2 separate regions of the Homo sapiens genome follow, and region 2 is linked to region 1. A link is a contact called in ENCODE Hi-C data. All regions are on one chromosome and are shown on one strand. Each heading gives the region's core, a stretch centred on a gene start or an enhancer-like site at or near the end of the contact. The rest is flanking DNA. Distances are from core to core; before and after follow the strand shown. Region 1 overlaps CACNA1A (calcium voltage-gated channel subunit alpha1 A). Region 2 holds the start of SAMD1 (sterile alpha motif domain containing 1).

Region 1 (2,666 bases), core at 85-2,584:
GCAGTTTTTCTTTAGATGAAGTGTCTTGGGGTTAAGATCCTTTTTCCTAATTCGCATGAAGGCATCATATGGATTTAAAAGGGTATAACCGTGATCTGGGAAGCAGGAACTAGATTTCTTGTTCCATAAAATTTTGACTTTTCATCTACCTATTCTAGGCTCTAGTATCTCCCATTCCAAAATAGCATGAACCAGCATTTCCCAAAAGCCTGTCATTCAAAAACATATATATATATTAAGGGAAATAAAATCCAGTCATTAGAGCACCCACTTTCACTCTATGCTTCACCTGGGGGTCCCCAGTATTATCTCTTATGTAATATGTTTCTTTAAATCAAGTCACACCCGTAATCCCTGCATTTTGAAAGACCAAGGCAGGAGTGTTGCTTGAGCCCAGGAGAATGAGACCAGCCTGGGCAACATAGTTAGACTCTGTCTCTACTAAAAATTAAAGACAGAAAACAGATACTGTTATGGAAATCTAACCAAATATGGCTGCCTGCCTAAGGCTTTGTGCATTGACAACTGCTCTTTCTTGGTTAAAGAGGGAAAATGTCAATGGTAGGTGTTAACATGGTAGCAACTAAGTAAAAATTTCTCCTTCACTCAAAAGGATTGAGAGAGTTGGAAAGGAAGTAACTTTGTTACCTTGTTTTTCTGTGTTGGGCTCCTGTATCACTTAAAAGCATCTCTGGTATCCCATCTGGGAGTTTTAGATCCATAGAATGCCAGGATTGAGTCCAACTCCTCCAACGCTTATTTCTGAAAGCTGGGGGGACCTTACCCTAGTGACTTGACTTATGACCTTGCCTGTAAAATGGGAATGATCATGGCAGTATTTTGGTATGATGGGCCACTGGAGGCAGAAGGTTGGGCAGGTCCCCAGCCCCTCATGCTCTCTGTCAACTCCACCCCACAGGCTGTGTTTGACTGTGTGGTGAACTCACTTAAAAACGTCTTCAACATCCTCATCGTCTACATGCTATTCATGTTCATCTTCGCCGTGGTGGCTGTGCAGCTCTTCAAGGGGAAATTCTTCCACTGCACTGACGAGTCCAAAGAGTTTGAGAAAGATTGTCGGTGGGTCTCCACTTTCCAGCACATTCCCATTGGAACCAGCAGGTGGGCAGGGGGGAAGTGGCTAGAGGCATTGGCCACTTGGGCTCAGAGACTGGAGAAGTGATGAGCCTTGGAAGTGACTCAGTTGCAACCAGCTTGGATCTTGGGTAGAAAGAAAACCGGTTTTAGAATTTGAGTCACCACCCAGAGCCACAGAATGAGTCATAAGCAAATTGATTGACCTTTCAGCCACCGCCTTTGTCATGTGAGGGATATTAATACACATCCACAGTTCCTTACTTGAAATCGTTACAGGCAGATGTGTTTCAAAGTTGAGAATATTTTGAGATTCCCATGTGGGACATGACACCCTCAGCTGGGTCTAAGGCAGCCCTATAATCAAACACAATATTTCTGCCATAAAATGTGTAACTATTTACATCAAATGGGGTAAATAACAAGTATAAAGAGCTTCATGTCCAATCAGATCAGGTTTCATTACCAAATAAGTTAGGTAAGAGGCCAGGTGCAGTGGCTCACACCTGTAATTCCAACACTTTGGGAGGCTGAGGTGGGAGGATCACTTGAGGCCAGGAGTTGGAGACCAGGTTGGGCAACATAATGAGAGCCCATCCTACAAAATAAATTTTAAAAGTTAGCGGGGCATGGTAGCACACACCTGTAGTCCCAGCTACCCGGGAGGCTGAGGCGGGAGGATTGTTTAAACACAGGAGTTCAAGGCTGCAATGCACTATGATGGTACCACTGCACTCCAGCCTGCGTGACAGAGTGAGACCCTGCCTCTCAAAAATATATACATATAGGCCGGGCGCAGTGGCTCATGCTTATAATCTCAGCACTTTAGGAGGCCGAGGCGGGCGGATCATGAGGTCAGGAGATCGAGACCATCCTGGCTAACACGGTGAAACCCTGTCTCTACTAAAAATACAAAAACCTAGCTGGGCATGGTGGCAGACGCCTGTAGTCCCAGCTACTTGGGAGGCTGAGACAGGAGAATGGCGTGAACCCGGGAGGCGGAGCTTGCAGTGAGCCCAGATTGGGCCACTGTACTCCAGTCTGGGCAACAGAGCCAGACTCCATCTCAAACAAACAAACAAACAAACAACAACAACAAAAATATATATATATATATATGTATATATATATATGTACACGCACACACACATATGTATTATATGTGTGTGTGTATATATATGTATGTGTATATATAGTGATATTGTTACCAGTGTAAAGTGGCATTTTGCAACACATGGTAGCCTGTTGTTATCTTGATGGCTATTTATTGAAATTAGGAGGATGCCAGATGTCTGGATAGGAGTCTGGAACTAACCCTTGTTTCCTGCCTTGAAAAGGAGTAGCAACCTCCCTTAGCCTGATGAACCTCTAAATGTCCCCTATGTCTCTCTGCCTCCTCCTAAACTCCCTCCACCCCACCCCCAGCAAGCCTGAGGCTCTCACCCTGAGGACTAGAAGTTATCACGTTGGAAGAGGGTGCTGGACCCTGGGTCAGCTCTCCCACCAGGAGTAAGGTTGTGCCATCACCCATGGATTTATCTCAAAGTAGATGCACACGTCATCCCCTATGA
Region 2 (5,011 bases), core at 634-3,133, 830 kb before region 1:
GGGAAGGAGAGATTTTTAGTGACATGTTCAGTGGGTTGCTTGCTAGAATTTTTTTAAAAAAACAACAATTTAAAATCTTATTTAAGTTCCACCAGTGCCTCCCTCCCTCCTTCCTCTACTCCCACCCCTCCCATGTCCCCCCATTCCTCAAATCCATTTTAAAGAGAAGCAGACTGACTTTGGAAAGGGAGGCGCTGGGGTTTGAACCTCCCCGCTGCTAATCTCCCCTGGGCCCCTCCCCGGGGAATCCTCTCTGCCAATCCTGCGAGGGTCTAGGCCCCTTTAGGAAGCCTCCGCTCTCTTTTTCCCCAACAGACCTGTCTTCACCCTTGGGCTTTGAAAGCCAGACAAAGCAGCTGCCCCTCTCCCTGCCAAAGAGGAGTCATCCCCCAAAAAGACAGAGGGGGAGCCCCAAGCCCAAGTCTTTCCTCCCAGCAGCGTTTCCCCCCAACTCCTTAATTTTATTCTCCGCTAGATTTTAACGTCCAGCCTTCCCTCAGCTGAGTGGGGAGGGCATCCCTGCAAAAGGGAACAGAAGAGGCCAAGTCCCCCCAAGCCACGGCCCGGGGTTCAAGGCTAGAGCTGCTGGGGAGGGGCTGCCTGTTTTACTCACCCACCAGCTTCCGCCTCCCCCATCCTGGGCGCCCCTCCTCCAGCTTAGCTGTCAGCTGTCCATCACCTCTCCCCCACTTTCTCATTTGTGCTTTTTTCTCTCGTAATAGAAAAGTGGGGAGCCGCTGGGGAGCCACCCCATTCATCCCCGTATTTCCCCCTCTCATAACTTCTCCCCATCCCAGGAGGAGTTCTCAGGCCTGGGGTGGGGCCCCGGGTGGGTGCGGGGGCGATTCAACCTGTGTGCTGCGAAGGACGAGACTTCCTCTTGAACAGTGTGCTGTTGTAAACATATTTGAAAACTATTACCAATAAAGTTTTGTTTAAAAAAAAAGTGTCGCTGGTGTTCTCGACTTCGATCACCCACCCACACACCCCCAGGGGGTTGGAAAGGGAATTTCGGACCCCAGCGTGCAGGCCGATCAGGTCCTGGCTTGAAGTCCTTGTAACCAGGGTTTAGCTGAAATTCCGGCACTCCTTCGGCCCCGCAGGAGAAACGAGCGTCAAACTGCCCTTTGACCCCAGATTCGGGGTCCCCAAATCTGCGGCGCGCCCCCTCGGCGTCCAGCCCGGGACCGAGAGGGCGCTCTAGGGAGGCGCTGGGGCTGGCGCGCCAGGAGGCCGAGCGGCGGCGGGGGCGGCCCTGGCAGGGGGAGTAGAAGGGGGAGAGGGTGCGCGCCCCCCTTCCCGCATCCTCAGCGCCGGGCCAGGCGCGCCTGAGGGACGCGGGGGCGGCGGCAGCAGGAGGGTCCCCGCAGCACCCTGCGAGCGCGGCAGCCCCGGCCCGCGGGCGGCGAGTTCCCGGTAAGTGCGGTCCCGAGAGCGGAGCGCGCTGGAGAGGCGTGGAGAGGGGGGCTGGGCGCCGGGGACGTCTGGGTCCCGCGCCCAATGGCTGGAGGGCGGCCGAGCGCCGCCCGCCCGCCCTGCCCGCCCCCTCTCCACTCCCCCCGGCACTCCCCTCCCCCTCCCCCGCCCGCCGCTTTCCCCCGCCCCCGCCCCGGGCCAACTCCGCGGCGCCTCCTTAAAAAGCGCGCGGGAGTTGTAAGGGGGGGCCGGAGCGAGCCGGAGTGAGCGAGAGCGCAGGGTAAAGGGGGCGGGCGGGGGGCCCGGGCTCCACCTTAAAAGCGGGCGCGTGGGGGTGGGAGGGAGGAAGGCGGGCGGCGGGGAGGAGGGAGGGAGGGAAGGAAGGGGGGCCGGAGTGTCCCGGGCGCAGGGCGCGCGTGCGGCGGCGGCGGCGGCGGGGAGGGGCCGGCCGCGCCGCGCTCCCCTCCTCCCCCTCGCATCCCCGGCCCCGCGCGCGCCCAGCAGAAGCGGGTCTGTGTGTGCGTGCGTGCGAGTGAGTGAGTGTGTGCATATTTTTTTCTCTCTTTTCTTTCTCTCTCACTGTTTTTTCCTCTCTCTCTCTCTCCCTCTCTCTCTCTTTTTTTTTTTTTTTTTTTTGCAAAGAAACAGCAGCGCCGCCGCCGCTCCGCCGAGGCGCTGCGCCCCCCGGGGGGGGAGGCGGAGGAGGCGGGCAGCGGCGGAGGGAGGGGAGCCGGGGAGGGGGGCGCCGCGCTGGGAGGGAGGCAGCGCGCACGGTGCAGCCGGGCCGGGCGGGAGGCATGGCGGGGCCCCCGGCCCTACCCCCGCCGGAGACGGCGGCGGCCGCCACCACGGCGGCCGCCGCCTCGTCGTCCGCCGCTTCCCCGCACTACCAAGAGTGGATCCTGGACACCATCGACTCGCTGCGCTCGCGCAAGGCGCGGCCGGACCTGGAGCGCATCTGCCGGATGGTGCGGCGGCGGCACGGCCCGGAGCCGGAGCGCACGCGCGCCGAGCTCGAGAAACTGATCCAGCAGCGCGCCGTGCTCCGGGTCAGCTACAAGGGGAGCATCTCGTACCGCAACGCGGCGCGCGTCCAGCCGCCCCGGCGCGGAGCCACCCCGCCGGCCCCGCCGGCGCCGCCACAGCAGCAGCAGCCGCCGCCGCCGCAGCCACAGCCGCCGCCGGAGGGGGGCGCGGTGCGGGCCGGCGGCGCGGCGCGGCCCGTGAGCCTGCGGGAAGTCGTGCGCTACCTCGGGGGCAGCGGCGGCGCCGGCGGTCGCCTAACCCGCGGCCGCGTGCAGGGGCTGCTGGAGGAGGAGGCGGCGGCTCGAGGCCGTCTGGAGCGCACCCGTCTCGGAGCGCTTGCGCTGCCCCGCGGGGACAGGCCCGGACGGGCGCCGCCGGCCGCCAGCGCCCGCCCGTCTCGCAGCAAGGTGAGCGCGCCGGGGAGCGGGGGCGCCGCGCGGTGGGCAGGTGCGGGCGAAGTTGGTGGCGGGGGCGCGAGTCCCGGGAGGAACTGGGTGGCGGGTGGCTGGGGCTTTGCGCGCGTTTCCTGCGGGCTCGGTGCGTGGTGACCTTGGCAAGTGATTGAATCTCCCGGAGCCTCAGTTTCCTCCGCTGTAAACGCGGTTTAATAACAGTAGCGACCCCTTGGGGTTGTTGAGCGAGTTTAGTAAGATTTGGTTGTCGAGGGCTTTAGTTAACACAGAGCCTGGCACGGAGTGAATGCGTAAAAGTTAGTCCGTATTGTTCTTAAAGGTGGAATCGGTTCCTCCTCCCCACCGCCCGGACGCCACAGTCAGGGTCTGGGATTAGAACAGCTACTAATTTTGCATGCTTCTCTCCTCGGCTCCAGAGAGGTGGAGAAGAGCGAGTACTTGAGAAAGAAGAGGAAGAAGATGATGATGAAGATGAAGATGAAGAAGATGATGTGTCAGAGGGCTCTGAAGTGCCCGAGAGTGACCGTCCTGCAGGTGCCCAGCACCACCAGCTTAACGGCGAGCGGGGACCTCAGAGTGCCAAGGAGAGGGTCAAGGAGTGGACCCCCTGCGGACCGCACCAGGGCCAGGATGAAGGGCGGGGGCCAGCCCCGGGCAGCGGCACCCGCCAGGTGTTCTCCATGGCAGCCATGAACAAGGAAGGGGGAACAGGTAAGGATCCCTCTGGGTGGGGAAGAGTGCTAGGTGGAGAGGAACTCAGCCCGAAGACAAAGCCAAAGACAGGTGTTTTTTTCCTTCCCAGCTTCTGTTGCCACCGGGCCAGACTCCCCGTCCCCCGTGCCTTTGCCCCCAGGCAAACCAGCCCTACCTGGGGCCGACGGGACCCCCTTTGGCTGTCCGTAAGTTGGGGTATTGGAGACATGGGGGTGCTGCTCAGGTGTGTGGTACAGCCAGAGAGACATCCGTGTTCACTGGTGTCTGTTTGTTTTGATGCAGTCCCGGGCGCAAAGAGAAGCCATCTGATCCCGTCGAGTGGACCGTGATGGATGTCGTCGAATATTTTACTGAGGCTGGATTCCCGGAGCAGGCGACAGCTTTCCAAGAGCAGGTGAGTTTCCAGCCCAGGACTACACACTGACAGACACAGAGGGCCTCCCTGGGATGTGCCCTGATCCCGGCTCTCTCTGTTCCTGTCCCACCCAGGAAATTGATGGCAAATCTTTGCTGCTCATGCAGCGCACAGATGTGCTCACCGGCCTGTCCATCCGCCTCGGGCCAGCCCTGAAAATCTACGAGCACCACATCAAGGTGCTTCAGCAAGGCCACTTTGAGGATGATGACCCCGATGGCTTCTTAGGCTGAGCGCCCAGCCTCACCCCTGCCCCAGCCCATTCCGGCCCCCATCTCACCCAAGATCCCCCAGAGTCCAGGAGCTGGACGGGGACACCCTCAGCCCTCATAACAGATTCCAAGGAGAGGGCACCCTCTTGTCCTTATCTTTGCCCCTTGTGTCTGTCTCACACACATCTGCTCCTCAGCACGTCGGTGTGGGGAGGGGATTGCTCCTTAAACCCCAGGTGGCTGACCCTCCCCACCCAGTCCAGGACATTTTAGGAAAAAAAAAATGAAATGTGGGGGGCTTCTCATCTCCCCAAGATCCTCTTCCGTTCAGCCAGATGTTTCCTGTATAAATGTTTGGATCTGCCTGTTTATTTTGGTGGGTGGTCTTTCCTCCCTCCCCTACCACCCATGCCCCCCTTCTCAGTCTGCCCCTGGCCTCCAGCCCCTAGGGGACTAGCTGGGTTGGGGTTCCTCGGGCCTTTTCTCTCCTCCCTCTTTTCTTTCTGTTGATTGTCGCTCCAGCTGGCTGTATTGCTTTTTAATATTGCACCGAAGGTTTTTTAAATAAAATTTTAAAAAAAGAAAAAGGGAAAAAAAAGCCACGGAGTCCATTTTATGAATGGGGTGGGGAGAGGGCACTAAAGAGCCTCCTAAGAGAGCCTCAGGTTAGGACAGAATTGTTTGGGGAGGGAGAAAAACAGAAACAATGAATTATAGCTGCCTCACAGCCATGTATAACAATAATTGCTCCAGGAAGGTGGGAATATTTGCTTTTTTTTCTTCTGTAATCTCACCGTGTCCGTGTCCAGAACAGA

Evidence for each region. Hi-C counts contacts between places; a loop is a spot of excess contacts on that map. Pooled maps may share reads with other maps.
Region 2: a loop to region 1 is called in a pooled map, with 3 times the contacts of the local background. The contact joins the promoter of SAMD1 here to the enhancer-like site in region 1. A Hi-C loop is called at or near these places in 1 of 168 maps with a recorded cell type or tissue (B cell), 1 of 37 single-sample maps with no recorded cell type and 5 of 50 pooled maps.

The regions. Positions count from the first base shown.
Region 1 is chr19:13,259,864-13,262,529 of GRCh38, reverse strand. It overlaps CACNA1A (calcium voltage-gated channel subunit alpha1 A), which reads left to right. Exons shown (of 47, transcript NM_001127222.2): 26 at 920-1,080. Among named protein-coding and RNA genes, the nearest start is that of IER2, 110 kb to the right of the region's middle. RefSeq lists enhancers at 1,155-1,384, 593-1,792. Within about 2 kb of position 1,334, at least 7 of the 41 ENCODE cell types and tissues checked have a DNase peak (open chromatin) inside an H3K27ac peak, as active enhancers do; they include B cell, where a contact is called at or near this core.
Region 2 is chr19:14,087,623-14,092,633 of GRCh38, reverse strand. SAMD1 (sterile alpha motif domain containing 1) reads left to right here and starts at 1,883. Exons shown (of 5, transcript NM_138352.3): 1 at 1,883-2,849; 2 at 3,272-3,566; 3 at 3,658-3,754; 4 at 3,852-3,963; 5 at 4,059-4,783. The coding sequence starts at 2,214. The coding sequence ends at 4,217. It overlaps PRKACA (protein kinase cAMP-activated catalytic subunit alpha), which reads left to right. Exons shown (of 10, transcript NM_002730.4): 10 at 1-946. RefSeq lists silencers at 1,148-1,477, 1,528-1,577, 1,718-1,937, 2,268-2,527, 2,828-2,877 and an enhancer at 3,522-4,031.